6 separate regions of the Homo sapiens genome follow, and regions 2, 3, 4, 5 and 6 are each linked to region 1. Evidence: chromatin loops called from intact Hi-C (ENCODE). Cell type or tissue: PC-9. All regions are shown on one strand.

The links. Hi-C counts contacts between places; a loop is a spot of excess contacts. Peaks named below come from ENCODE experiments on the same cell type or tissue, not always from the same donor. Only the 100,000 strongest peaks of a DNase experiment are listed, where the experiment ranks them.
Region 2: a loop joins it to region 1, with 4 times the contacts of the local background. A loop is called at or near these places in 8 of 110 quality-filtered maps.
Region 3: a loop joins it to region 1, with 2.6 times the contacts of the local background. A loop is called at or near these places in 3 of 110 quality-filtered maps.
Region 4: it touches region 1 in a loop (26-fold over the local background); 6 of 110 quality-filtered maps call a loop at or near these places.
Region 5: it touches region 1 in a loop (8-fold over the local background); 92 of 110 quality-filtered maps call a loop at or near these places.
Region 6: it touches region 1 in a loop (16-fold over the local background); 22 of 110 quality-filtered maps call a loop at or near these places.

Annotation. Positions count from the first base shown.
Region 1 is chr1:220,774,199-220,779,198 of GRCh38, reverse strand. The region is part of intron 4 of MTARC2 (mitochondrial amidoxime reducing component 2); the gene reads right to left. Among named protein-coding and RNA genes, the nearest start is that of MTARC1, 10 kb to the left of the region's middle. RefSeq lists a silencer at 3,686-3,840. In PC-9, CTCF peaks have their summits at 2,101, 2,305 (motif pointing right), 3,525 and 3,738 (motif pointing left); no DNase peak of the experiment used is centred here.
Region 2 is chr1:220,525,188-220,530,187 of GRCh38, reverse strand. It overlaps MARK1 (microtubule affinity regulating kinase 1), which reads right to left and starts at 2,052. Exons shown (of 18, transcript NM_018650.5): 1 at 1,315-2,052. The coding sequence starts at 1,365. RefSeq lists a silencer at 1,689-1,988. In PC-9, no CTCF peak of the experiment used is centred here; no DNase peak of the experiment used is centred here; H3K4me3 peaks cover 2,791 bases.
Region 3 is chr1:220,369,236-220,374,235 of GRCh38, reverse strand. No RefSeq gene overlaps it. Among named protein-coding and RNA genes, the nearest start is that of RAB3GAP2, 99 kb to the right of the region's middle. In PC-9, a CTCF peak has its summit at 2,674 (motif pointing left); DNase peaks (open chromatin) are centred at 3,665 and 4,035; H3K4me3 peaks cover 469 bases; H3K27ac peaks cover 2,923 bases.
Region 4 is chr1:220,110,535-220,115,534 of GRCh38, reverse strand. IARS2 (isoleucyl-tRNA synthetase 2, mitochondrial) reads right to left here. Exons shown (of 23, transcript NM_018060.4): 11 at 4,598-4,749; 12 at 1,061-1,221. It overlaps LOC105373475 (a long non-coding RNA gene), which reads left to right and starts at 2,943. Exons shown (of 2, transcript XR_922613.3): 1 at 2,943-3,094; 2 at 3,415-3,958. RefSeq lists an enhancer at 693-862. In PC-9, CTCF peaks have their summits at 1,997 and 2,196 (motif pointing left); no DNase peak of the experiment used is centred here.
Region 5 is chr1:220,687,352-220,692,351 of GRCh38, reverse strand. C1orf115 (chromosome 1 open reading frame 115) reads right to left here and starts at 1,989. Exons shown (of 2, transcript NM_024709.5): 1 at 1,641-1,989. The coding sequence starts at 1,949. RefSeq lists a silencer at 1,919-2,158. In PC-9, CTCF peaks have their summits at 1,824 and 2,027; a DNase peak (open chromatin) is centred at 2,071; H3K4me3 peaks cover 1,153 bases.
Region 6 is chr1:220,216,066-220,221,065 of GRCh38, reverse strand. All of the region lies in intron 2 of RAB3GAP2 (RAB3 GTPase activating non-catalytic protein subunit 2), which reads left to right. Among named protein-coding and RNA genes, the nearest start is that of SNORA36B, 18 kb to the right of the region's middle. RefSeq lists enhancers at 486-555, 916-965 and a silencer at 1,116-1,195. In PC-9, CTCF peaks have their summits at 2,249 and 3,439 (motif pointing right); no DNase peak of the experiment used is centred here; H3K27ac peaks cover 844 bases.

The DNA of each region.
Region 1 (5,000 bases):
TTTTATACACACACACATACATATACATATATAAGGTGGTTATATGGATTATATTGTAGGGAGGCAAAAATCACCTCTACCCTCTTAGGGTTTTTTGGCTGGGCCTAGTAATTAAATTGACGTAAGATAGATCAACAGGAGAAATGCATACATATTTATTTAATATAACTTTTACGTGGCACTGGAACCTTCATGACAAAATGAAGATGCAATTAGAGTTGAACACTTACATTATATGCAGAATTGGGCAAAGATGTGGCAGGACTAGGGTACTTAACTAGGTAGAGAGGGACAGGGAAGATGAGGATTGGCTTGACAGGGTTTGTACAGATTTCCCTCAGCCTCAACTTTTTGTCCTTGATGATAAGCATGACACTTTCCTTCTGGTATTGGGAGACATCTTTTACACAGGAATTTCATCTCCTGCTTTTAAGAAACGGAAGGGCAGAGTGATCTTCTTGCACCTCTGTTTTTCAAGTGTTCTTAACTCAAAAAAGTCAACATGCTGGAGCGGCATATTTTGGGTTCATGTGATCTTAACTCCTTCAATATTACATATACACGTATAACATGATATGGTTTGGATCTGTGTCCCCACCAAATCTCATATCGGATTGTCATCCCTACTGTTGGAGGTGGGACCTGGCGGGACAGAATTCAATCATGGGGGTGGATCTTTCATGAATGGTTTAGCACCACCACCTTGGTGCTGTTCTCATGATAGTGGGTGAGTTCTTGCGAGATCCGGTTGCTTAAAAGTGTCTGGCACTTCCCCTTCGCTCTCTTGCTTCCGCTTCTGCCATGTAGGAAGCTGGACCCCCTTTGCCTTCCACCATGATTGGAAGCTTCGGGAGGCCTCCCCAGAAGCAGAAGCCGCTATGCATCCTGTACAGACTGCAGAACCATGAACCGCTTTTCTTTCTTTCTTTCTTTTTTTTTTTTTTTTTTTTTGAGACAGAGTCTCACTCTGTTGCCCAAGCTAGAATGCAGTGGCGCAATCTCGGCTCACTGCAGCCGCAATCTCCGCCTCCCAGATTCAAGCAATTCTCATGCCTCAGCCTCCTGAGTAGCTGAGATGACAGGCAGTGCCACCATGCCCGGTTAATTTTTGTATTTTTAGTACTGATGGGGTTTCGCCATGTTGGCCAGGCTGGTCTTGAACTCCTAACCTCAGGTGATCCGCTCAACTCAGCCTCCCAAACTGCTGGGATTTCAGGGTGTAAGCCACCGCACCCAGCCTAAACCTCTTTTCTTTATAAATTATCCAGTCTCAGGTATTTCTTTATTGCAATGTGAGAACAGACCAATACATATATCCAGACAGATTACAACTTTTTGACTTTATGATGCATTTATTGGGAGGTAACCCCATGGTAAGTCAAGAAGCATCTGCACACGGGAGGGGATGTATGTAGAGCTATATAAAGGTTGCAGGCCCCTCCGTGAATAGGGAGGCCATCTGTATTCTTTATCTTTAAGGCACCATGCCTGTCTCTGCTGCTACCTACTGATTTAAGGTTTGAATTTCACAGGGCAATCCTCTGTCCAGGTCTCAAGGTAGGAGGCATTGGGGTACGGGGCCTCACTACTGCCTCCATAAATCAACAACATAGACTGTGAGTCTAAGGAATTCGGAGAAACAATCGTCTTGACTTAGGAACTAAAGAAACCTATTCCTACTCCCCTGGCTGCTTCGCTTGGGCAGGAGGCATAAGAGGTCTGAAGTCTCTGCAGGAGGCAGAGCAGGGCAGGGGGTAGGGACTAGCCCCATAACTTTTCTCCCTCTGCCGCTGATGACCAGGCCATGTCTGGTCCTCCTTCAGTGGCAAGCCAGCCCCTCCAACCCCCTCCCGGGCCTATAGTGGTGCTTCAGCAAATGCAAATGATTCTCCAGTACCTAACCGGGTCTTCAAAACTCAGAAATCTCCTACAGGGCATGACCACAGCTAGAGACTAAAGTAAGGAGGTCTCCATGGATGCACTGGGTTCTAAACCATCCTTTAGGAAACTGCTGCTTTGTGGAAATAAACGCCACGGTCCAACCAACCAGTTGAGGATAACTGCGTGTACACAACATGTGTAAGGAATGGAATCGCCATGTCCTACTCAGGACTTATTACAAGCACTCCTAGCCAGTAACTTATTGCGAAGAACTACAAGACAACCACAGCGGGTGGCTAACCTCCTGGTAGATCGTGACCTCCGATGGGGTGTGACCCAGGAAGGCAGCTACTGTACTGGGAAGTAAGGATCAATGGGTACCCTGGCCTGAGATGCAGCCAGGAAGGCTGGGCACCTACCACACGAGGGCGCTGCGGACCCAGGAATGGAAGCCGACCCAGCCGCGCTGTGCTGAATGGACCCTGGCTCTCCAAGTATCTTCCGTTCAATTTTTTGTGTGTGAGAGCTAAAGAATTTAAGATTTCCAAGACACATAACGGTGGCAATTCTGCGTCGTTATTATGACAGAAGGCAGGGAGTCTGACAAATTCAGTTAGTCATCTATTCTCACTGTTAGACAACCGCAAGGCCGCGTTTAAAAGAGCAAATTGTCTGGATTCGTAAGAATCGTCCGCAACACCCCCAAATGCCGGCTCTAGTTACTTCCTAAAATATTAATCACCACCTATAATCATATATATTCTCAACCTAATCTGATCATTGTCAGCATTTTGGTGTAAAGCATTATTTGCAGTAAAAAAAATACTATGCTAATTAAGTTTAAATGCAATTATTAATTCAGTTATTTAAAATAATAAATTATATACTATTAAAATAAATTTAATAATGCATGAAATTAAAATTTCCATTACATTCTACTAGACATACAAAGAGTGAAATACGCTATTCAGCAAGTTCCAGTGTCTTCTCAAAGGAAGACATACACGCGACCAACAAGCACATGAAAAAATCCTCAATATCACTGATCACTAGGGAAATGCAAATCGAAACCACAATGAACTACCATCTCACACCAATCAGAATGGCTATCACTAAAAAGTCAAAAAATAACAGGTGGCGAGGCTGTGGAGAAAAGGGAATGTTTATATACTGTTGGTAGGAATGTAAATTGGTTCAACCACCATGGAAAGCGATCTGTAGATTTCTCAAAGAACTTAAAATAGAACCATCATTCAACCTAGCAATCCCATTACTGGGTATATACCCAAAGGAATATAAATCATTCTACCACAAAGACACATGCACGCGTATATTCATCACAGCACTGTTCACAACAGCAAAGACATGGAATCAACCTAGATGCCTATCAACAGTGGACTGGATAAAGAAAATGTGGTATACATACACCATGGAATACTATGCAGCCATAAAAAAACACAGATTATGTCCTTTGCAGCAACATAGATAGAGCTGGAGGCCATTATTCTGAAAGAATTACTGCAGGAACAGAAAACCAAATACAACATGTTCTAATGTATAAGTAGAGGCTAAATGTTGAATACACATGGATACAAAGAAAGGAACAACAGACACGGGAGCCTACTTGAGGGTGGAGAGTAGGAAGAGGGTGAGAATTGAAACACTATAGGGTACTATGCTTATTACCTGCCTGACAAAATAATCTGTACACCAAACCCTCAGCAACACACAATTTACCTATATAAAAAACCTGCACCTGTACCCCTGCACCTAAAATAAAAGTTGGAAAGATAAAAATAAATAAGTAAATAGGTAGAGAAAAAGATTCCGGGGTCTTCCCTAAACACAAAATCAGCTCGAGACGCTTAGTGCGCCCCCTGCTGGTAATCAACCTTTCCGCAGTCTGCCGAAATCCAGGCCCCAATGACATTTACTTAGAGTGATGGGATAAAACTATGGAGTTTTCAAGATGAAAGAAGCAAGGTAAGGAAGAGGAAAAGGCAAGGAGAAAGGGGAGTACTATACATAAGGGTTCAGCTCTGAGGAAATAATCCTGAGGATTTGCTATGAATGAACGTGTGCACATCTTGTAAATACTAAATTAGGACTAGAGGGTTTTCCATCACAAGCAGCACCCAGAGAGAGAAGTGAAATAAGGGTGGGGCGGGTGGGTGTTGTGGAACACACAACTGAGGGTGTTTGTCTGTTTGAAACCTTCATAGATCCATGTAGGCATTTGCCAAGCAAAAAAATTGGATGTATGAAACTTAAAAGTTGACTACTAATGGAGAGTCTCCCTCCCTTTTTTCCTGTCTCTCTCTCCGTAGATGCATACGAATGTGTGTACACACACACACACACACGCACACACACGGGTCTATATAGACACACAATTGCATGGCTATATCCACACAGACAGAGGAAGTAGATACAGATGTGAAGAATATATATCTCTACCTATATAGTCCATCTCTCTATGTATAGCCAGAGAGAGTGCACAGTCAGGTGAGAATGGAGGCCAAGGTGAGTTCTTAAATACCAGCTGACCACAGAAGTATAAGACCGCTGAGAGTGAGGTGGAAAGAGCCTGCATGGCCTGCCGTGGCAATGGGCTATGAAAGACATCACTTGTAAGACCACAGATCAGAGCAGCAGTTCAAATTAGATCCAGGCCACCAAGCCTTTGGGATTCTGTTCCTTGAGCCTCCTGCCACCACCATCCCAGCCCCTTCATCTGCTTAATCTCTGTCGCAGGACTGGCGCCTCACTTTCACTGCTCCTGGTTTTCTACTCATGTGTTTATAATATTGTGTTGTACGCACAATTGTTAGAAACAACTTTAAACTATTTTGTGATAAGTCGAGGGAATATGTAAATAAGACTATTCTGTTTCTAAATCCATAGCAATTTTTCTGACTTGATATCAATGACTCTACATGATTATAGAAAGCTCCAAGTCACCTCCTGGAGACTGGCTAAATATACATGGGACATATGTGCAATAATCATTATTCGGGTATTAAAAAAGGGTGCTCCCAGTCTAGACAACATGATATAACCTCGTGTCTCCCAAAATTACAAAAATTAGCCAGGTGTGGTGGTGTGTGCCTGTGGTCCTA
Region 2 (5,000 bases), 250 kb after region 1:
ATCTTCACAGGTCCTCTAACAATGGTCTCTTAGTAGAATTTCTTCTCTCTTTGTATAGTTATATTAAATTTCTGTGCTTCCCTCCTAAGATGAAATCATCTGTTTATACCCCTCCAACAACTCAGAAGTGAGCTTGTATCCTTTCTCTCATGCCTTTTGTCTAAGAACACCAAAGCGCTTCGTTATTTTATTTTACCAACCCCATGAAGTCAGTGGTATATCAAAAGCTGGACGGCTGATGAGATAACTAGACAGAGAGCTCTGGACAGCTGACCAAAACTTAGTACCCCTCTAGGTCCTTAAAATCAGTCGGAAAATCAGCCAAGCCCTATTTACAGGTCTTGAGTGTTTTAAACAAAAACAAAAACAAGAAAACCTTCCCACAAAGGAACTTGCACACACACACACAACTGTACTTTTCAGAAGGTGGAAATACAAGGGATCTTGTTCTTTTCGTTTTTCAAGAGTTTAAAAGCCCGGCACATCTGCATCTTGATAACAGCTCCAGAGGGCAATCTGATCAAAGACACAGAAAATCCCTCCTTTAAAGATGTGCACCTTGTGACACTCCAAGGAGGAGAGATATTTAAAGTAAAACCTGCCCTGCATCATTATCACTGACTTAAGGAAGAGATTAAAAAGCCCTTGGCTTCATGTGGCTTTTCAACATTTTGCTGTAACCCCAGGGCCATAGATGCTGTTCGTGAAATTCTTCTACTCATCCCTACTAAGAGTGTCACAGCAGTATAAACTCATACACAAACACGCACACATCTCCACTTCCATTCCCATCCTTCTCGCTTTGGTGCCCATGACCCAAAATGTGGACACAATGTTACAAAAAGCAAAGTCATGGGGCAATGCGGGGGGAGGAGGGGAGAGTGCAAAGGATTGAAAGATCCAGAAAAGCAAGAGTGTGAGAGGTAGCCGGCTCGTCTGCTATTGTAAAGCAAGCATTCATTCGGGTGGGGGCACAGAATGCAGAGGTAGAAATAAAGCAATCCTGACTGCCCACTCTGCCATCCCATTCTGCTTCTCTGCCCTCCATCACCCCATCCGCCCCTGGAGGACCACCTCCGAGCGAGAGGGCGCCACTTACGGTTCCCTACCCTCACCCTTGAGGGGAAACAAGCGAAATGGGGTTGGAATGAAGAATAGGGCTGAGCAGTGGGTGAGGGTCACGCCGGGCTCCAGGTGGAGACCCTGCCGCGGGTGGCCGCGCCGAGGCACGGGGGACGGCCCAAGCGCGGGTGAAGTGGGGATCAGAGGAGGGTCTCGCCCCCACTGCTCCCGAGGGAGGCTCCGGTTACTCACATTTTCCGTGTCCCGCTCGTTCACCGTCGGCAATGGCGTCCGGGCCGACATTTTGTGCGGGCAGCGGGGTCTGGCCGGGGTCTCGCCGGCCGGGCTGTGGTGCGGGCCCCGGGGGGCGACAGGAAAGGGGTGCGGACGCGAGCACAAGGCCGGGGCGAGCGGCTCCCGCAGGCCGCGGGGCGGTGCAACAAGCGGCCCCGGCGGGGGAAAGAGGGAAGAGGACGCGGAGGAAGAGGAGGGGGAGCCGCTTCCCGCGGCGGCGCCGCCGGGGTATGCGGACAGTAACGAGGGAGGGCTTCGGGCGAGGCGGTTGCCCGGCGCTGGCGGGGCGGCGAGGCTGGCAGGATGAGGCGTGGAAGGGGAGCCGGGAGGCGGTGGCGAGCCCCGCTAGGCTCTCCGGACCATGGGTGAAGGTGAAGCCGGTGCCTCAAATCACTGCCTGGCTCGTCCTGGCGAGCGCCTGGGCGTCAGGAACCGCGGCCCTGACAGCGTCACCCGCGCCGCGCCCCGTTCTCCGCCTCAGGTGTACGGCGCCGCCCGACCCAGCCGCATCCACGCGCCCGGGGCCCAGCGGCGGCGGCGCCCGATCCCCCGGCGCGAATGTCTCGGCTCGGTCCGCGCGGTCACAGCCACCGCCGCCGCCGCGCCTCAGTCAGGAGGAGCGGCCCGAGCCGGCTGCGCGCGGAGCAGCGGGCGCGGCACGCAGCGCCCAGAGGCACTTGGCGGCCGCCGCCGGGTGGGCGGGCGCCAGCCGAGGGGGCCTCTCCATTCATTCCCTCATTAGGGATGCGGGGCCGCCTCCTCCTCCTCCTCCTCCTCCTTTTTCTCCTCCTCCTCCTCCCGCGCTCTCTTGCCCGCCTGTCCCTGTGTTTATTTTTGTTTCGTGCCCCACCCGCAGAGTTTACGGTCGTCTAAGAGCCTCTGGTGGTTTTATTTTTATTCGTGTTTGGTTTTTGCCGGGTTGAGGGTGAGAGAGAGCTGATGTGAATCAGTGGCTTTTTTTTTTCTTTTTCTTTCTTTCTGTTTTTGTTTGTTTGTTTGTTTGTTTGTCCGTTTCATTGGAGAAGAATTGGATTCAATCCTACCCTGGATCCTACCCCTCCTTTTCTCCTACCTCGGGACTTTTACCATTCTTAAATTCTACTCCTCCTCCCCCGTTTCCACGCTTTCTCAATCCCTATCCTCGCCTGAGCCCTCTGTCAGTCTCCTTCTCTAGGGAGCCGTTAGGTTCAGGGTCACCCTCAGAGTTTGGCAAAAAGCACAGAAGCCCCTAGAAGCGCCAGCAGCCTAGGGAGGCGGCTGGAGACTCAGTACAAGTGGGTCTCAGCCCCCGACGGCGCGGCCTCTTCGGGAATGGGGCCGGCGGAAGACGTCTCGCTCTGGGCGCCCTGCAGCACCCTCGGAGTGGGTGAGACCCGCGAGTCACAACATCTACACTGGCTGATCGTCACTTCCTGGGACACAAGGAAGTGTCACTTAGGCGAGCCTGTTTAGGGAGGATGGAGAGCTGTGTCTGATTTGGGCCCTGTCCTCCCTCTTCCAGGTGGCTTCCTCACACTTCCACCCACCTGCCTCAAGACATCCTGTAGGCACCCGCGTCTGTAGTGCATTGTCCAGGACCCATTCGCCTTTTATAAGCAAGGCTGCATTTTTTTTTAATCTCATTTGAGAGCTTACATTTTGCACATTCAGCCTGTAGAACGAAAACCTTATCGTCTCTCTATTCTTCTTTGCAACATTTCTTTTTCACTTCCTTTCATGGATGGGCAGGAAGACAAAAGGAATGAAAGATAGGAGCGGATACATTGATTTTCTGAGCTGCTTCAGTATGCCTCCAGTGGAATTCTTATAATGGTGGGAAATTTCTCGTCTCTTCTGAATTTCCTCCATTTGAAAGAAGAATCCCTGAACCAGATGGTTTTTATCCTGACTCATTAAAGGTTGTTTCTGAAAAGTTAACACTTGACCCTTGAAGCATGGGTCCAAAAGACCTGAAAATAGCAAACACAAAAATCCTTTGAGGAAAGAAGCAATTCTCACCCAGTCTATATTCACTTCTAGAACACCATCTGTGTACTTATTTCTTTAGCATTTTCTCTTGTAACCACTTACCAATTTCACAAAGCAAATGAAAAAAAAAAAAAAAACAAGATCCCTTTGGTGGTCATCACCACTTCTCAAACAGAATTTAGGCAGCGGAACTGCAATGCTGCCTCCTGAACTATGATGTGTTACTGAGAATGTCAAGCATTTACGTGCCCTCTGCAGAAAATCCTGAATCACCAAGATACATTGAAGTTGCAAGGGCATAATCCTGTATTTTTCTGGTTATTTTCTGGTTAACTATTGCGACGGCTGCCTGTAGGGGCTGCCATCACAGTGTCAGCGGCATCACTGACTGCTGCAGCCACACAAGGGTACCTAGTGTTGCAATAGTACCTGAGTTAACCTAGCAATAAACAAGTAGCTGTGAAAAGGCGTTCAGCCCCATTGGAATATGAATCATTCCTTCAGCTGGTAGTATGTATTTTGCTCTTTAAAGTATACTCACATATTTTTCTATCTTTATAATCGTGGTGACCCTGACAGGCATATTTATTTCCATTTTACAAAATTCCACTAAGTTAACTTGTTCAAGATCACAGATGCACCAGGTTAATAAGATACAGAAGAAGATAACTGAAATATGTGGTGCTGTTCAATCTTGCACCAGTCACAAAAACCATAGGTTCACCCCATAAGATATAATGGCTAATTCGAGACAGAGCTTAAAGGAGAGCCCCAGATTCTGGCACAGTGGCTTCCACAGATTTTAAAGTGTCTGTTAAAAGCCATGGACAAATCCCTTAGCTATATTTGCTACACAATGCTCACTATTTCACATATTGAAATTTACGGAATATCACATAATAATAGGAAGGGATATTTATTGTTTAAGTCAATCCCCAAGAACACTTCTAACAGTGAAACTACATTCAAAGAGAGTCATTACTAGGTAGCTCGAATCCATAATTCTAGCTAGCCAAATTGTTTTTTTGGATAGAACAATTCTATCCAAAAGAAAATGCCATTCAAATAATCCTTATTAATACCTAACAATTTTAAGCTTGGTATGTAGTGAAAACTAAGTGAAAATGCACTTTGCCCAGGTTAAAAAAAAAGTCACTATGTTTTTCAAAAGGAAATACTGTCTGTCCCTATATGAGCTCTTCTCCCCTTAAAATGGCATTAGTAGATCCTTAAACATGGGAGAGGAAAAAAAAATGACATGAGGCATTATTGTGATGGAGTCAATACTGTTTAACCCTAGTCCTTAGAAATGAAAATGCTCATGAGCAAAATTTTTTTGTGTTACTATATATAGCTTCTGTGTCTGTGACTATGGAGAAATGACAAAGGGAATATTTTAAGGCTTTGAGTAATTTTTTTTTGGGTTATTAACCAAATGTGGCATGTTCAATTCACAGGTTCCTAACTTAATGTGTTAGGGTAATGAAAGTTTTGGAAGAAAATTGAAGTACTGACAAAACAAAAGGGAAATAAAGATCTAAAAGGTGCTAAACCTACAGTGAAAAGTGGGAAAAGAGCATTGCCTACCGTCAGCCCTATGGAGTAGAATTTTTTAGAACTACCGGGTCCAGTACCAGTTACATGTGACTACTGAGCTCTTGACATGTTGCTTGAAT
Region 3 (5,000 bases), 400 kb after region 1:
CAGAATGCTTGTCTCCAGTAAACTCATCTCTCTTACAGAAATAATCACTGCATTATAGAGTTTGATGTATATTTGAATTACAGTTTGATATACAGAACTTTCTCAAAATGGGATCATACTATAAACTGTTATAAAACTTTGTTTACTTTTAACAACATAACCATAATGTCTTTCCACATCAGTGTCTATAGATCTACTTCACTCTTTGAAATCGCTGCATATCATTTTATAGGTTGTTTTGAATTTAACCATTGCAATGGTTTGAATCTGTACCCCAAAAAGCTTGTGTTGAAAACTCAATCACCATTGTAAAAGTATAAAGGGGTGGAACCTTTAAAACATGATTAGTTCATGAGGGCTTTGCTCTTATGAATGAATTTAATGTTGCTATTGCTGGAGTAGTTTCCTTATAAAAAATAAATTTGGCCCTCTTCTCAATCTTTCTCTTGCCCTCTCTTGCCCTTTCACCATGGGATGATGTAGCAAGAGAAGCCCTCTCCAGATACTGGCCCCTTGATCTTGAACTTTCCAGCCTCCAGAACCATAAGCCAATATATTTCTGTTCATAATAAATTACCCTGTCTGTGGCATTCTGTAATAGCAGTACAAAATGGACTAAGACAAGGATGTTCCTATAGATAGGCATATAAATGTTTCTAACTCTTTGCTAACTCGGCAATGCTACAATTTTAAGACACCTGTGAGCCAGAACTGCTTATGAGCTTTTTGAAGAGGACTGCCCATCTGGAGGAAGAGAAAATAGAGATATCATCAGGAATATTTCCTTGAATCCTGGGAGCAAGGAACAGATTAGATGCTAAGTGACAATGGGCCAGTGCCTGGATATTAGGAAATTACCTGATAAGCTCTTTGCCATCAATCTATATGGGATCACTGGGTTCCCCCACATTTTACTGAAATTCAGGCAAGATTAGGAGTTGCTATCCAGGGTTCCTGCACAACAAATTGGATTAATATTTCAAGTCACATCATGGACACAGAAATGTAGTAACATGACGAGGGTTCCCTCCTACTTGCTAAACCCTTCTTCTGCCAACATATTCCAAGAGAAAGTGAGCTGCCTGCTAACACAGAAAGGAGCTTCCCACAGGGGCTATTCAAGAGCTGAGGCCCTGGATAAAGATTGAGAAAGCTCGAACCCTAGAAGAAGGAGGAGAAAGCCTGGAACAAAGTAACCGCAAGGTCAGGTGGTGTTAGTGTTCTCATGGGTGAGGCTGTGTTGACAGAAAGTTACACATGGTACCTCTGACTCCAGGAGTGCCAGCAAAGGAGGTCACAGAACACATCCAGTGGCAGCCCAGGGATAGCACCATTATGCACCTTCCTGTGGCCAGAGCCACAGATGCTATCAACAGGGGTCAGGTCATGAGCTCCATGAGGACAATGACCCCATTTTAATCGTTTCACTAAACCCAGAGATGAATTATTGTTAAGTGGTTGTTCAGTTGAATGTAAATAACAAAAGCAGCTCAGCCTTGGTCTACAAGCATCACTAGCCCCATGCACAATACCATGCTCCGGAGAGCCAGGGGTTATACAAATGAAATTGGTGAGAAAAAGTGGCCACCGATGGGGAAGCTTGGTCGGGGCAGAGCTCGGCTTAGGTTTATTTGCTCAAAGCAGAGGCAAGGCATGGGAGAGTAGGGGTACTTGTTGTCAGCCAGAACCTGAAATCCTGGGCTCCGCTGAAGAATTAAAGGAGGGCAAATGAGAAGGGGCAAGGCTTGACCTCGTCTCAGATGAACACACTCACACTTCCAGCATTATGGCTGCTCAGAAGCATCAAAAATGGAATTAATTTTCCTCTGGGAAATCTCAGCTGATTCTCAACTTACAGGAGAGAGGAGAGATAGCAGACCTGCTTTATAATCCCTCTCAGAAGTTTCTGGATCCCTTTTATTTCTGGTAAATATGTATAAGGAACTAACCAACAATGTTAGCTAAACAACAAATGGATAGGAAAAGAAAGTTCCAGAAAGTTTTAAATTGTAGAAGTTGATGTTCAGATTGCTGTCTTCCATACTTGGTGCAAATTTTCCTGAAGTAGCCAGTTAATACATAGGGCTCAGAGAACGGAAAGATGACAACTATTTTATCAGCAGCTCTTCAAATTGCCACAACTTTCCCCAAAAGCAGTGTTTATTACTATTCTTCTAACTTTTAACTTGACAAAAGACTCTTATATGGGGATCTCAAAGCTCCTAAATAACAGTGATGCTTGACATAAAGACAGTGAAAGGAGAGTTCAAAGCTTTGCACAGATACTCCTTAGTGCTTTCCATATCCCATGATCCTTCTGATGAAATCCCAAAGTCCATAGAGTCTCCAGCCTGTGTTACCACTTCAGGGCCTCTCCATCAACCTCTTACAAATATGAACAAAGCCCCTGGGCCCCCAGGTGACTGATCCACTGTCATATACTAGTTTGGCGCCTGGGCAAACAAAATGTTCCATGGCCAAGAGGACTTCTGTATCTAGTCCAACAACAGTCACACACTGACTGTAGGAGACCTTCCAGCTATACTGGAACCTCTGTCTTTATTCCTTCAGAAGCAGGGTGCACCCACAGGTTTCTGGCAATTTCTTACCCAAGGACCCAGGGCAACCTACACCCACCTACACTCAGGGCCACCTACACCACCTTGTGGTTAATCGTAAGGGAGCATGAAAGAAGAGCACTGCATCCTGCCTGCGATCAGGGCTTGCTTGTATTCCTGCTCTCTGGGACCACTGCCTCAGACCCCTCTACCTGTGGAACCCTGAGCCTCCGGGCCACTGTAACCTTACAGACATAGCTAAGACCACTGAGCCTTGCTATTCTCCTTGGACTTGCCACATTCTACCTACCCCATCTGTCTTATCTTTTCAGTTTTTCGAGTCCTGGATTCTCAGCATATTTGTCTGTCACCTCAGGTAACTACCTGCCTGACTTTGTTAAATTCACCTGAATCCTCAGACTCCCTGGCCTCACACTACTTTTAATCACAGCAGTGTAACCTGGAGAGGTGGAGAGGGATAGAGTGACAGGTGCCTGTCAGCCAACATTAAGAATGTCCCTTGCCCTCGAAGAGTCACTGGGGCTGACACAAACAAGACATAGCAAAATGAATTGGTATAGGCCAGGGTGCCATAGTTGAGGTCCAGCCCAGTTCCTAGTCTGGGGTCCCCTCTTATTCCCATAGCAGGGGACTTTTGATTCTTACCTGGCCCAGGCTTATCTCCATCTGCAGAGCCTATGCTGGAGTAGGAGAGATTTAAAGTATCTCTGCCTAATCAAGAGTCAGAACCAATCACACTCACACTCGCCACTTGTCCAACCTCGGGACCTAAAATTCTGCCTCACTTCCAAAGACCAGTGCCCACTCTGGGTCCTGTTTCTGATATCTGGGACCTGGTCTTCCCTGTATCTTTGCCCATGTCATGCCATTCTGAGTAAACCTTGTCACTCCCTCTCCCAGGACCTGGAATGACCAGGATTCTGGTTAATCAGCTTGTGTTCCTTTAATCCTGAGCCTTTCTTAGAATCAGAGACAAAAAAAGAGAGCCTGGTGTGGGTGTGTTGAGAGGGTGTGAGGTGAGAGTGTAGGTGGCATGATCAATCCTACAGTAATGTGTGCTCCCGGCCCTGTGAGCCTGCTAGCCGCTTTCACAGCTGCTGACTAATACCTTCTCCCAGCCTCATCTTGGGAATATGATCCCTTTCACATGCACTCAGTGAGTGCACTCGCAATGACCCCTTAATTGGAAGTGCCAGGACCTCTGAAAATAACCTAGGGAGAGACAGAGCTAGCCAGCCTGGGATAATGCAGTTTCCTAGCACTTGCCACTGGCTCAGCTTAAACTGACTCCATGTGGAAGATTTGGCTACTGTGCTTTAGAGAAAGTGCCTCAAGTCTTGCTTGTTTTTGACAAATGGGCTCCAGAGTGGCTGGGCCTGATCCTAACATTTGGTTTGCATTACACATACATTGCACAAATCTATCTGCCCTGAGGGAACTGCTCTCTATTTTTAGGGTGGCTTCAATGAGAAGGCAGAAAGAGTGAAGAGAGGAATCACTATTTGGACTCAAACATGGCCAAATTGCTGATACAGCAGATAATACTTGGGGCCGACCTGGTGATCTAGTCATCTTAGAGTTCATGAATCAAGGAAGGAAACGCCTGGGGATAGCCTAGCAGGGAGAACGGAAGTCAGGCTCTCAGAGACAACATAAGGAAAATACTAAGCCCGGAAGTTCTAAAGGGGATCATGGTTAATAGAAGGTGAAAGTTTTCAGAGTAATTTAAATATGATTCTAATAATGTAATCCCAAACAATCTCAATGATGATTTAAGTGGGGCTGGGACAAGTAATTTGTGTGTGTGTGTGTTTAGTTGATATTTGCTGCATTAAATTCTTAATGTATACCTGATACCGTGCTAAACTCTGTATAAACATTTCCACATTCAATCCTTAAGGCAACTATATTTAGTAGGTACTCTTATTACACCCATTTTACAAATGAGAATACTGAGGTTCACAAGGTTAATTGGCCAAGGTCATACAATTGGTAGATTTCCCAAATCTGGATTTGAAGCTAGACCGTCTGACTCCAGAGCCCGTGCTCTTAACCATTACCTACATGAAAGAGAGGCATAGTCCTGACAGAACAATACCAGGATGCATAAAGCCTTCTAGATTAAGCTAGAAGTTATGAAAATACTAAACAAGTTATATCCAAAACAATACTAACACAGTAAGGATAGGCCTACTTTTTGGAGGCAAATGGTATAGCCCAGGATAGCAAATAGGTTTCAACATGCATAACAATTCCAGTTGACGGGGCAAGGCTACCTGGAGCACAGTGTTACGGAAGTATCTGAGACAGTGTCCAGGCTGAATTGGAAAGAGTGCTGAGGCTGATTACCAAAATCTGTGATGGATGAAGGAGAGGGGAAGGATGGCAGATGTGCTATGTATTTGCCATTCATAACAGAAG
Region 4 (5,000 bases), 660 kb after region 1:
AGGCTGGAGTCCAGTGGCACGATCTTGGCTCACTGCAACCTCTGCCTCCCAGGTTCAAGCAGTTCTCTGCCTGAGCCTTCGGAGTAGCTGAGATTACAGGCCCGCGCCACCATGCCTGGCTAATTTTTGTATTTTCGGTAGAGATGGAGTTTCACCATCTTGGCCAGGCTGGTCTTGAACTCCTGACCTCATGATACACCAGCCTCGGCCTCCCAAAGGGCTGGGATTACAGGCGTGAGCCACCGCACCTGGCCATGAATTTTATAGTATGTAAAGTATGCTTTAATAAAGCTTAAGAATGAGGCTGATCTATGTGTAGTGATTTGGAATAAATCATAACACATAAAGTGAAAAAAATCTAGGCACAGAGCAGAAGATAGAGATACTCTCTTTTGTATAAACATATGTATGTGCTGACAGAAGAATTCATTTTTTCTGGAAAGATTCAGAAACAGCTGTAAACAATGACTGCCTCAAAAAAAGGTTCTGGATACCTGGAGTAGGAAAAAGCCTACTTTTCAGTGTACAAGCTTTTCTACTATGAATTGTTCACTATGTCCATCTATTACCTTTCCAACTCAAAAAAAAAAAAAGGGAAAAACTGGGAATATAATCATCAGTGTAATCATGTGCATTTAACTACAATTTCTTAAATTTTAAGTATCTACACAATTACATAATCCCATTTCCACTGAAAAGGAAAGCAGACTCAGAATGTGAGAGTGATTCTCTTCATTCCTTTAGAAAAAATACATTTCAGGCTCCCCTGCTAAACACTGTCCATCTTTGGATCCATGATACCTTAATACAGCCCAATAAATTCTCATAGAAAAAAAGTCAGAGACTTTACTTCTAAGTATCAATATTTAAGAAAATCTAGTTAATATTTTAACTGTATGATAGAATTGTTTTGAACTTATATTTTAGTCCCCCAAAAGACTATTTTAGCATATTTTATTTAACATATATAAACGGTTCTTAATCATCCACATTATTTTTCAATTTTTGAAGAAAAAATATTTCACTTTAAAACACTAAAAAATTTTAGAAAGCATTCTACCTGTTGATCAAGTATTCATCCTTGGTCTTATGATGAAACACAGGAATTGGAACACCCCAAACTCTTTGCCTTGATATACACCAATATGGCCGCCTGTCCATCATTTCAACCATGCCATTCAGTGCTGATCCAGGAATAAATTTCACCTTTTTTAACAATTCCTGCAATTAATTCATAAATCAAGTCTTGTGAGAGAAAGCAGAACAAGTATTCTAGAACAGTCAATTTTCCAAATGCATTTGTTTCTTTTGGATGTTTGTAGCCATTCACATACCTCCCTTACCCTCCCCTCAAAAAAACAACTAAAGAACTAAAAGATTTCAGAGCAAATAAGGCAAAGTAAAAATGGAGCCGCGAAGAACTTAATAAATAATATCGGGAGCAGTGATAATATCAGGAGCATTGTTGCATTTTTTAACAATGTTACAAAAGATTTCATACCAATTTCTAATTTACACCAACCCTAGATCAAAACTGGTAATAAAAGCTTTCATAGAACTATTATACTTCACTAAACTATAGTTAAAATCAATTCAAACTTGATTTCCACCATTTTTTAAAATGCTTAAAAAATAAATTACTATCGTAGACTGCCAAAAAAAGATTGCGATATACCTAATTTTACATAATATAGTTTACAACACAGAAAACACTTTCTCAAAATAAGCCCAAGTATGTGGTTCAAACCTGTAATCCCAGCATTTTGGTAGGCTGAGGTGGGAGGATCACTTGAGCCCAAGAGTTCAAGGTTGCAGTGAGCTATGAGCATGGCAGTGCACTCCAACCTGGGCGACAGAGCAAGAGCCTGTCTCTAAAATAAATCTCTCTCTCTCTCTATATATATATATCTATCGACAAATGGCTAACAGTTACTTCCTCTCAAGAAAGCTCCCTTCCTCCATTCCCAAAATAAGGTTGAAAACTGCTACCATTTGATTTAATTTGTCAACTAGCAAAAGATTAACTGTATAGCAAAAATGTTTACTAATAGTCTCCAAAAAGGTCAAAATGTTAACTTCATTTTAAAAAATCTTTCTATCCATTAATAAAAGCATTTTTACATTTTCAAAGAAGGTTTAAATGGTTTCCTCACTCACCGTAACTACCAGAAGTCCCCTCCCACAAAGCTCTCTGTAGCACCACCTATTGGCAGAATGGCAAAATCTCTACAAATCAATTTGATTAATACCATACTTGGTTTAAAAGTCTAAGAAATGTGAATATTGAATAGATATTTGATTTTGCTAAGGAATAACTATTACTTTTTAAAGGTGGTGATAATGGCATGGGAATTATGCTTTAAAGAGTTTGGCCGAGCATGGTGGCTCACGTCTGTAATCCCAGCACTTTGGGAGGCTGAGGAGGGCGGATCACCCGAGCTCAGGAGTTCAAGACCAGCCTGGCCAACATGGAGAAACTCCGTCTCTACCAAAAATACAAAAAAATTAGCCGGGCATGGTGGTGCATGCCTATAATTCCAGCTAATCAGAAGGCTTAGGCAGGGAATTGCTTGAACCCAGGAGGTGGAGGCTGCTGTGAGCCAAGATCACATCACTGCACTCCAGCCTGGGCAACAAGAGTGAAACTCCATCTCAAGAAAATAAATAAATAAATACAGAGTTTATCTTTGGCTGACACCTGTAATTACAGCACTCTGAGAGGCCGAAGCAGGCAGACTGCTTGAGCTCAGGAGTTCGACACCAACCGGGGCAACTTGACAAAACCCTATCTCTAGAAAAAATACAAAAATTAGCCAGATGTGGTGGCACAGGCCTGTAGTCCCAGTTACTCAGGAGGCTGACGTGGGAGGATAGGTTGAGTCCAGGAGGTGGAGGTTGCAGTGAGCTGAGATCACACCACTGCACTCCAGCCTGGGTGACAGAGCAAGACCCTGTTTCAAAAAAAAAAAAAAAAAAAAAGAGCTTATCTTTCAAATATATGTGCTAAAATATCGCCGGGACAATATATAATATGGAAGAAATAGTGCCTGGAATTTGCTTTAAAATAATCCAATTGTTAAGGGGTAAAAAGTAGGTGGTCGGGCCGGGCGCGGTGGCTCACGCCTGTAATCCCAGCACTTTGGGAGGCCGAGGCGGGTGGATCATGAGGTCAGGAGATCGAGACCATCCTGGCTAACAAGGTGAAACCCCGTCTCTACTAAAAATACAAAAAATTAGCCGGGCGCGGTGGCGGGCGCCTGTAGTCCCAGCTACTCGGGAGGCTGAGGCAGGAGAATGGCGTGAACCCGGGAAGCGGAGCTTGCAGTGAGCCGAGATTGCGCCACTGCAGTCCGCAGTCCGACCTGGGCGACAGAGCGAGACTCCGTCTCAAAAAAAAAAAAAAAAAAAAAGTAGGTGGTCGGAGGGGTGTAGATAAAAACAAAATTAACCAAAAGTTGATTATTGTTGAAACTGAGTGATGGGAATACGACAATACATTATCCTATTCTCACTACTTCTACAAAGAACAATTTTTAACTTTACAAAAAAGTTAAAAAAAAAACTTGGCTTAAATATATTGCGTCAGACTTAGATGTTCTACAACCAAAAATCGGTGCAGAGCTGCAATTTACAAATTTTAACATTGACAAATAAGGAAGAGAGGCTTTAAATGAAGAAAAAACCAAAATGCACTATATATTATAGTTGTCCACATTACACAAGTATAGAAAGTATAAACTGCTATAAAAAGCTTTGGCAAGGACCCCAAATTGCCAGGCCAATAAATGAACCAGCTAAATACAGTAGTATCTTTCAAACTGTAAAGCAAAATATCTATATATTCAACCTGGTTAACACATATATATTTAAGCTCTTTCATTAAATAGAATCAAGTTGTGAGAGATGTTTACACACACACACACACACACACACACATATATATATATATATATATATACCCATATAGAAAGATACATATTAAATGAAAGGGCTCAAATATATATTAAGTATTTAAATACCAATTATAAGTATTTGTTAGCTCCAAAGCAACAACTTTGTATATTTTTCATATTGTTAGTTTTTCTTTTTAATATGCTTCCTTTGTAAGCAGAACAGTAACTTTTTTAATTGATTGTAATTTCAATCTTAAGGAAGCAAAGGGTTTAAAAAAGTTTTACTGACTGCTTATTATGTATCAGACCATATTCTGGAAACTCGAATTTCCTTACTCCATGAGATACGCATTATTACCACTTTATATAGATGAGGAAACAGAGGCAGTGGGAGGTTAAACTAGGTAACACAGTTCTGTCCAAATTCTATGCAACTTTGACTACACTGGGCAAGAAAGTCTATCTACTAACAGTGTGATGTGGACAAATCACTCAACCTCTTTATGCCTCATTTCTCACACATGTATAATGAAAAAATGGAAGTCCAAGGTCCTTCCAGATCTAAAATTCTACAATGTTATGAAACTAAATCATAATAGCAGCAATCCCTATTACTCCTGAAACCCCACCTCAACCTCACATGCAGCCCCTTTATACTGAGGGAATGATATGCCCGACCTGTTAAAACAGGATGCTTTTTATACCTTGGCTGCAGTCTTAATATCCGTGATGTTTATAAACCACTGCTTGCTGGCACGAATAACCACAGGTTTCTTGGTCCTCCAGTCATACGGATAGCTATGCACCAATTTCTCCTCTTTCAACAAATTCTTTGCAGTCTGAAGCATCTTTATAACTTTAAAAAAAAAAACACCAAATTAGACATAATTAAAAAGTACTGTGAAAATCCTAAAAATGCTCTAAACTTCCAGAAAATACTAAATCTGCAGCAACAGGTGGCAATAAGAGTAGTCACCTTGCCAGCCACAGTGGCTCACACCTGTAATCCCAGCACTTTGCGAGGCTGAGGCAGGCAAATCACGAGGTCAGGAGTTCGAGACCAGCCTGACCAACATGGTGAAACCTCGTCTCTACTAAAAATGCAAA
Region 5 (5,000 bases), 87 kb after region 1:
CATTAAAATGTGTATATAAACATTGATTTGAGTACCTGTTTTCAATTCTTTGGTTACATCCCTAGGAGTGGAACTGCTAGATCACAGAATAAGTCTACACTGAACTTTTTAAGGAACTCCCAAATTGTTTTCCACAGCAGCTGTCCCATTTTACATTCCCACCAGCAATGTACAATGGTTCCAATTTCTCTACATTCTCGCCAACATTTGTTATTCGGTTTGTTTGGACATTTTTTGGAGTAGCCGTTCTAGTGGGGATGAAGTGTGCCTACTTCATACCACTTCACTGTTATCTGGTGAAATCTTAACTCATCCTTCTGTGCCCAGTTTTCATGTCACCGTGATTTGAAAACTTCCCTGAGTTTACAAGCTCACCGCTGAGGAGTGAACTGCCTGAGCTCTGTGCCCTGAAGCCCCCCCGGGGGCGGGGGGAGCCAGCTATGTCAGTGTCTCCCTGGGAGGCTGTGCCCTTCTCTAGGGCAGGGCTGCACTGTATTCATTTTCGCATCTCTACTGCTCAGCACAATGCCTGACGCATAATGAGTGCCCCCAAAATATCTTCAAGTCCTAGTCCTTGAGCTGAGGTTTCTGCAGTATCAGTTCACCAATGGAGAGGGACATGATGGCTTCTTTGTGCTCAACTGGGACCCAAAGCAGAGATGAATCGTCCTAGCAGGGCTCTAAGCCTGAAAGACCCAACTTTATAGTTTTACCCCTGCCTGTATTCTGCTCCAGAAGCTGCTGACATACCTTTAAAGAGGATGATAAACCTAAGCTCCCAGGCATGGAGACTGAATGGCTTCAGGTGTAAGACGGCATTGGGCAACACAGATAAATAGACAATAAATCAGATGGGGCCCGTGGCCTTTGGCCAGGACACAGTAACTTCTGTGACTTTATTCTGGGTGGCCTTGTCCAGGCCAGCAGAGCTTCCGGCAGCAGCTTCGACTGTTTCCATGCAGAGACACCTGGGAACTGCATCTGCGCTTTGATTTCCGCGAAGGAAACTGTCATTTTCTCCCATATTCATTCTTCCTAACCCCATCTCCCCGAGACAAACGGCAGAATGTTTTGAAGGCCCCAGAGTACACTGATAGTTGGCTAGACGAGAAAAATTCAACGAGCGCCTATTTATGTATTTGTTGCGCTCCCAGGCTCGGGAAATAACCTTGGGAATATTTGGGAGAGTAACCCAAACATTTCTCAACTAGTGGGATATCCTGGAGGGGATGTTACTGGAAAACAAATACACTGGGTTGCAATTTCTTTCTTTCCAACTGGGCCACCTTCTCCAAGTCACCTGCCGCGCTAACGCTTCAGTATTCCCATCTGTAATCAGGAAACTGATTCCTGATCTTACATAAAAACCACCGCGGTAGGAGCCCCTTGAGAATGTTCTTAAGAAGCCAGGAGCGCAATAGCAGGCACAGCAGGGACCACCCAGCGCAACCCCCGATTTAAGTTTCTATCACGACTCGCAACTCGCGGCTTCCCTCCGGCGAGGGAATGGGAGCGGGGGCGGAGGGGTCGCAGGTGCAGCCCGGAGAAACTGGGTGAGTCGATGGTAAGGACCCGGCTCCCGCTCCCCCGCGGGACACCACACCCGCGCCCCCCGGGCAGTGGTGGCGCAGGGCCCCTACCTTGCCGTACTTCTTCAGCTTCCTCCGGTACCTCTTCCTGGGCTGCTCGCTCGGCGCCGGCTCCTCCAGTGGCTCGTAGCGCTCGGGCAGGAGGGCGAAGTGCACCCTCCGCGCGCCCCGGGTCCCCGGGCCCCGCTCGTCCGCCGCGCTCGTCCCGCTCTCGGCCGCCGCCTCCGCCTCGTCCGCGTACTCCAGGTGCTCCAGGATGGCGGCCGCCTCCTCGTCCCCCTCGGTTCGCCCTCGCCCTCGGGGCCCGCGGCGCAGGAGGCTGCTCTCCGCCTTGCTTCGGAGCCTGGCTCCCACCGTCATGATGTCCCGGCCCCTCTGGCGAAGGTCCGAGCGCAAAGACACCAACCTTTGGTCCCCGCCCGCTCCTCCGCCCCAGCCCGGACGGGGCGGGGGATTGGGGGGGCCGCAGCGCCCCCTGGCCGTGGGGCCCGGGATAGCGTTGGCTCCGCTCCGAACTGGCCTACCAGGCGGCGGGCGCGCTCCGCCAGCCCCGCCCTTCATCCCACCTGCCGGCCAAACTGTGCAGACTACGGCGCGCACTGCACAATGAACATGCAAAACACCTTCAACTGCACTTGCTACGAAATTAATGACCCCAAATAATAGGACTCCATCTGCTCATGTTCAAATTAGCAACGATGGAAAATGATACTAGAGATCACGCTCAGTGCTAGGGAGGGCATGGCGAGATAGTCACGGTAACAGGATTCGTGGGAGTGCAAATTGGTGGCAAGGTTTTGGAGAGACGATCAGAAAATCTTTATCGTGAGTCTTAGGAAACGTCCGTATTCTAGGAAATATTCGGAAACGCAAGACAGTGTGTCCACGGTGTTCAACGGTCTGACTCAGTGAAAAAGTGGAGCAAACCAACAGGGAGGCGCAAAGGAAATTCTGGTGCAGACATGCCAGCATATGGCGCAGTCTTTAAAATCATGATTTTCAGGAATATCTCTCTGTGAGATAAGCATTATCAGTGTACTGTGAATCTCAACAAGCTGAGAGTGCCCTATTTTCTTAAGTGGGTAAATGCCTTTGAATTCTGGCTAATGTAGAATTAAGGGCCGAAAGCAGTGGCTCACGCCTGTAATCCCAGCACTTTGAGAGGCCGGGAGGATAGCTTCAGCCCAGGAGTTGGGGAACAGCCTGGGCAACATAGTGAGACCTCCATCTCTAGAAAAAAAAAAAAAAATTAGCCAGGCGTAGGGGCGCACACCTGTGATCCCAGCTATTCAGGAGGATCGCTTGGGCCTGGGAGTTTGAGACTAGCCTGGGCAACACAGGGAGACCTCATCTCTAGAAATAGAAAAACAAATACAAAAGTTTACCTGTAGTCCCAGTGAGGTAGGGAGATCGCTTGATCCTGGAAGGTGGAGATTGCAGTGAGCTATGATTGTGCCACTGCGCTCCAAAGGGGTCGACAGAGTGAGATCCCATCTCAAAAAAATACTTAGGTATAAAATAACATAGATTGTTAGATACACTGATATTTTAACATTAAAGTTTGTGATTAAATTTAAGAATAACGTGTATATGTTGGTATAAGCACATACAATGTTTACGACAATTTAGTTCACTAGGATGCAAAAGAAATTAGTTTTGTGATTCCAACTTAAAATGTGAGCCAGCATGGTGACTTTCACCTGTAATCCCAGCAACTCCACAGGCTGTGGTGGGAGGATCCCTTGAGGCTAGGAGTTCTGAGCAACGTAGGCCCCATTTCTAAAAAAGTGAAAATGTGTGGCTCGGTGCGGTGACTCACACCTGTAATCCCAACACTTTGGGAGACCAAGGCGGTGGATCACCTGAGGTCAGGAGTTCGAGACCAGCCTGGCCAATATAGTGAAACCCTGTCTCTACTAAAAATACAAAAATTAGCCAGGCATGGTGGCGTGCTCCTGTAGTCTCAGCTATTCGGCAGGCTGAGGAGGAGAATCGCTTAAACCCAAGAGGCAGAGGTTGCAGTGAGCGGAGATCGTGCCACGGCACTCCAGCCTGGGCAACAGAGTGAGACTCTGTCTCAAAAAAAAAAAAAAAAGTAATCAGCTAATTGATTTACGCTTTTATTTAACTTATGTAATAAGGTAATAAGTAATGACTTATATTTAATCTTAAAAACATAGAGTCTTTATATGTAAAATAGTATATAAAATTTATGTACAATTCAATTTCAGGTGAAATGGGTATGAAAATGAATTTAACTTACTATATTTATAAGAATTACTTAGAGTTTTGTTATAGAATTGAAGTACTTGAAAAGAAAGTCAAATATTAAATTTGTAAAAGTTGCTTGAAATGTTTAGGAGAATTAACTAAACAGTAAAAGTGCCTCCTTACAGTAATTGTAAAATTTTATCGGGTGAGTAAATAGTTTAAAACAGTATGTAATTTGAATTTAAAAGGTTAAGAGAAAGTAGATTTGTAGATTTGTAATTTTGCTAAAGCAACTATTACTTTATAAACAAACAGAGACCCTTGTAGTCCCTTTTTTTTTTGTACAAAACCGACCTCAAAGAACCCTAGGCTGCTTATCAAATGGTGATATAGTTTGGTTCTATGTCCCCACCAAATTTCATGTTGAATTGTAATCCCCACTGTTGGAGGTGGGGCCTGGTGGGAGGTGATTGGATCATGAGGGTGGCCCTTCATGAATGACTTAGCACCATCCCCTCAGTGCTATCCTAGTAATAGTGAGTGAGTTATCGCGAGATCTGGTCGTTTAAAAGTGGGTGGTGTGCACCTCCCCCTTCTCTCTCTCATCTTCCTTCTTTGGCCATGTTTGCGTGTTTCCCCTTTACTTTCTGCCATGATTGTAAGTTTCCTGAGGCCTCCCCAGAAGCAGAAGCCATCATGCTTCCTGTATAGCCAGCAGAACTGTGAGCAAATTAACCCTCTTTTCTTTATAAATTACTGAGTCTCAGGTATTTCTTTATAGCAGTGCAAGAACGGACTAATACAAATAGAGACGAAGGTAGAACATCCATGGGCCTAAAATGTGTTTTTGTCAGTACAAAATACTGTTCAAATATCACAACAACATTTAGTTTGCCTTTAAAGGCAAAACACTAGAACAATTAAAAATTGATCTCCAGATTAAGTCTCTATAACCAGTGAACAAGCAGAATTTAAGGAGATGTAATCAGAAACTGTCTTTATGTTGCATTCCCTTGTCTCTCTACAAGTTATTCTGTTCAGAGAATGAGTCTCTTGCTCCTCGGTGAAAACTTAGGTAGTCTTGTAGGGTTTTTTGTTTGTTTGTTTGTTTGAGACAGAGTTTCACTCTTGTTGCCCAGGCTGGAGTGCAATGGTGCGATCTTGGCTCACGGCAATCTCCGCCTCCCAGGTTCAAGTGAT
Region 6 (5,000 bases), 560 kb after region 1:
GGTATAATAACTGAAAACTGCCAGCTATTTTCAAGATACTCAAGTGGTAATGGTGCACCTAGCCCAGCAGCAGCCCTCAGAAGAAGCCAGGGTGCTCTCTCCACGTAGGCCAGTGTGTTAGTCCATTTTCATGCTGCTGATAAAGACATACCTGAGACTGGGCAATTTACAAAAGAAAGAGGTTTATTGGACTTACACTTCCACGTGGCTGGGGAGGCCTCACAATCATGGTGGAAGGTGAAAGCCATGTCTCACATGGCGACAGACAAGAGAAGAGAGCTTGTGCAGGGAAACTCCCCTTTTTAAAACCATCGGAACTTGTGAGACTCATTCACTATCAGAACAGGGCAGGAGAGACCCACCTCCATAATTCAGTTACCTCCCACCGGCTTCTTCCCACAACACGTGGGAATTGTGGGAATTACAATTCAAAATGAAATTTGAGTGGGGACACAGCCAAACCATATCAGCCAGGTACAAAAAATCCATCTTCAGCTTTTGCCTCCTAAAGCTGTCCCATGGTTGGGCTGCACTGTCTTATCCACAAACGGGACAGAGGCCTTTTCAGCAGCAAGCTGGATCCTACTCGTGATGATGCACATGGACTGAGCCACTGGAATACCAGGTGGCACCAAGGACTTCTACTTATCAGGGTCAGCGGTCTGAGAGCCTGGACTTTTTCATAATTGCTGGAACTGGCTGGGCTATTTTGTGCGGATCTTCGGGGACTCCACTCACCTGCGTTCCAGGAGCGAGACTCTCTGAACACCCACTTCACAGTGGCAGGGAAGGGACGGGCTGGCTCTCAGAGCCATGGAGCTTAGCGCAGCCACCACAACGACGATGATGGGGGAGACTGCAGGCAAATTCAGTGTCAACTTTAGTAACAGGGTGGGGGAGGCAAGTTTTGGTGGAAAACCCAAGGTCCCTGGTGGAGCACCTTTAAGCAGTGAGGTGCTTTTTTTGTTTTACATTTCAGGCGTGGCTTGGGAAATTACCTTGTCAAATGATATTATTTTTGGATCACTAGCTTCAAAGGGGCAGTGTTAGAGACTGTGGGCCCCATTATTGGGGAAGTTTTCCAAAACGCTAATTAGTAGGCAAATGCCCTTATGACACAAAACAAAATGATGAGCTTGCATCTTGTCAGCCACTGAATGTGTGCTGATGCTCTATTAGGCTTCCCAGAGCATTGTTGTTTACAGCCCTATTTCTTGCCTGAGCTTTCTGGAACTGGCGCTGGAAATCATATTTTGTTGTAAAACCTAATACTAGCTCATTGTGATCCAGCCTAGAGAGGGCATTTCCTAATCTCCACTATACCAATATTTTCATCAAGTTATTTGTGCTTAGACTTGAGACTTCCCTGAAAAATCTGGCACTGGAGTCACTTCAGATGGACTCACACTCTTTATTCTTGGTTTGTATTTCTGCAGCCCTTCTGGAGCAATACTGTGGCAGTGTTGTACAGGATACATTAAAGCAGAGAGAGAGAGATATGAGAACATCGAGGGTCTAGTCTTTCTCATGGATTCTGACCCACAGGCCATTTCCTCATTCTTCCTCAGACCCCTGATTTTAGAAGTGAAGGACCAGAGTTCCTCTGTAAATTGTCCAGGGACTGTGTGAATGTATGTTGCTTTAAATGTATTATCTATAGTATTGGCATGGTTAGTGAAAATCCACTTATTCTTTTTAGAGCTTGATTTCTTTTCTGGAAAAGGAGGAATTTCACTCAAATGATCCCTGTAGTTCCTTCTGTTTCTGTTAAGATTGAATCATCCTGTCAGTTGGCTTCAAGAGGATTATGACATGTGTAAGAAGGAGATTGTTGATCTGTACAGACAAGCAGTTCTAGGATCTTTGCTTACATTGTCTTGCACTTAGTACTACAGTTTCTTAATTTGTAGATTTATTAAAAGAAATTTGATTTACCTGAGGATTTCTCCCATCCACACCTCCAGCAGTTTTCTGTTTTGAATTTGCTTCATAATATGGTAAAATTTACTCTGGCTGGGGGCAAAATATTATAGCTAAGCTTAAAACAATACATTTTTACCTCTTTATAATTTTAAGGATATTATTTGGTTTGGGTTATTGTCATTAGAGGCTTTTTGTCCTTGTATTGAATCTGATATGTTGAATACTGTGCCTTAGTCACAAAGAAGTTACTTTAGAATTACATGTGACCAGGAGCTTGCAGTTGGAATAGGTATACAGCTGCTCCCCCGTGTGGTTGTGGATCCAAAGAGCTTGTGGAGCTTGTATTAAGAGCACAACACCATTGCATTTTGTGACAAGTTAGCATCGTTCTTTTTTTTTTTTAAATTATACTTTAAGTTCTAGGGTACATGTGCACAACGTGCAGGTTTGTTACATATGTATACATGTGCCATTTTGGTGTGCTGCACCCATTAACTCGTCATTTACATTAGATATATCTCCTAATGCTATCCCTCCCCTGACTCCACACCCCACGACAGGCCCTGGTGTGTGATGTTCCCCACCCTGTGTCCAAGTGTTCTCATTGTTCAATTCCCATCTATGAGTGAGAATGTGCAGTGTTTGGTTTTCTGTCCTTGCGATAGTTTGCTCAGAATGATGTGACAAGTTAGCATCATTCTTGAGAAGCACAACTAAAAGTTTAGATCTAGAATTTTATGGCACTTCAAACTCTAATGATGATATAATAATATTATCGTATTTTCTAACCTATTTTTATAATATGTAATGCTCAGTTGTACATATCCAACTTTACCATGGCAAACTGGGAGGATATATTTTTAGTACCACAGTAACAGAGAAAGTTGGAGAAGTAGAAAGGACATAGAAAATAAACTGCAGTAAAGAATGATGGAAGATTTTGGCTTTTTGCTTCTTTATTCCCCCGTCTTCAGTGGATGAAACCGGAATAAAAATCCACATCAAGTTTTATTCTCAAGTTTCATGTAAATAAAAATGTACATGTATAAGATGGCTAAGCAGGTTAGGGATATCATAATTGATTATGGAATCATTTTTCTGAATTTGCTTCCAAGCAAGTGACATCTATTTCCAATGCTTTTGTCATGGGTAGTCCTTTTGGGACAAAATTCATGTTTGCTTCTGAGATCACTTATAGTCCATTTGTTGGGGTAGCAGCAGCTTGATCATAATCTGACACCGAGTTTTAGGCCCAACTAAGAAGACTATGATACAGTGGTATTCTGTTCTTATATCTCTTTAACTTGTACTTACCATGAATATGTCAGCCAGAATCTTGAACTATTAAATCTTAGTATTACTTAAGAAAAAACATTACTAAGGACTGAATATACTAGCTTTAGGTTGATTGTTCATTGTTATACAGTTTCAGGTGTAAGAATAGATAATATATTATTTAAGAGATAGGGAATGCTGTTATTTACTCCTATATTCTATTAGTGGACTGTGCTACATGTGGAGGTGAAAAATAATATAAGCCATAGGCTTTGCCAACAGAGGGCGTCTCATCTAGTGTGGGAGAAATGCAGTCACAGAATAAACAGGTAGCAGGGAGTAGTAAGACTTTTAATTGCAGTAAGTTTGAAAGAAGGTTAGGAGTCAGGATAGGATGGGTTTGCCAGAGGAACTGGAACTTCTGATGGAAAAACAGAAAGGAGAGGGAAAGTATTTTTAAAGGAGTTCTTGAAGAAATACCTCAAGAATACTCTGGCTCACATATTCAAATACAGTGGTCATCTTGTAGCTGTAAATCGACTCAAAGAACTACAGAAAGATTAGGCCGGAATAAAGTGACAATACAGTAGTTCTTTTGGAGAAAAGGGTTTTCACTGAATATGAGATTAGAGTCAAATCTCAAGTAAAGACAAGCTTCCAAAGAGCTAGTACAGCTACCCACAGAGATGAGCAGGGTGATAGAGTGGAAAGACCACCTGAATTAGGAATTAGGAAGCCTAGATTTTAGTTTGGGCTCTGACACTAATTCTATGGCTGGAGCACATCCCTTAACCTCTCCGAGACTCCATTTTCTTTATTATAAAATTAGAATTTGGACCAGTTGGCCTCTAAATGTCTTCCATCTTTGACTCTTTGTCTTTTCTGTGCACATAAACATCAGATCTAATCCTTGTTAGTGGCATTATTTTGAAAACATGGGACAGAAACATAGGAACAATATTCTTTATTGAAAAAAAAAAGAAAAGCAACTTTTATAATATTTTTAGGATTTACTGATTAAACATAGTTTTGGAAGTGTGATAAGAGGAAGGAATCTATTTGTATAGATGCTCAATTATTAAAACAAATTTTTTTGAGAACATGCCCAAATAAGGGCTGTATTCCTTTCCTGAAGCATTATATTGATTCTTTTTTATTGCATTGAGATGGAGATTTTAGGATAAGAGTCAGAGACCAATCAAAGAGTTTTGGACCCTCCTAATTTCTTATCAAAAGCAATGCCTAAATAATATTCCTATATAAGCTGTCCTCTTCTAAGCTCCTACCTGAAAGTGGATCTCTAATCACTTAGAAGGTCCTGTGCCTCACAGTTGGTATAATTGGAGTCTCAGTTGTTGGAGGAAACCATCGGGTAATGTTGTCCTCAGCTTACAGCAAGCCATCATGAGGAGTGATGTGTTGGGTAAACAAAGACTATCCTACAGCAGAAGTTGTGGAACCAGGGAAAAATTTAATTACAACTAAGTTTTACCTTCATAACTTTTATCTTTGGGGGATAATTTTCTAATTTATCTGTAGAAAAACAAACATTAAAAACAACAAGCTAGATACAGAATTCCTTAAGAAAAGTAGAGCTTTAATAAAATGAGATTTTGCCAATGTTATGTTCTCCCTATCTTTCGGGAGATGGTGCAGCCTCCTTAGCTTATTTTGCTTGAGAAAAAAGTTCCAAATCTGTTTGTTTCCTAATATCCCATTGCAAAAGAAAAATAATTGCATGACTGTCCCAGAGGTTTCAGGCTCATTTTGGGGTATTTCTAAAGATTCCCTGTAACCCATAT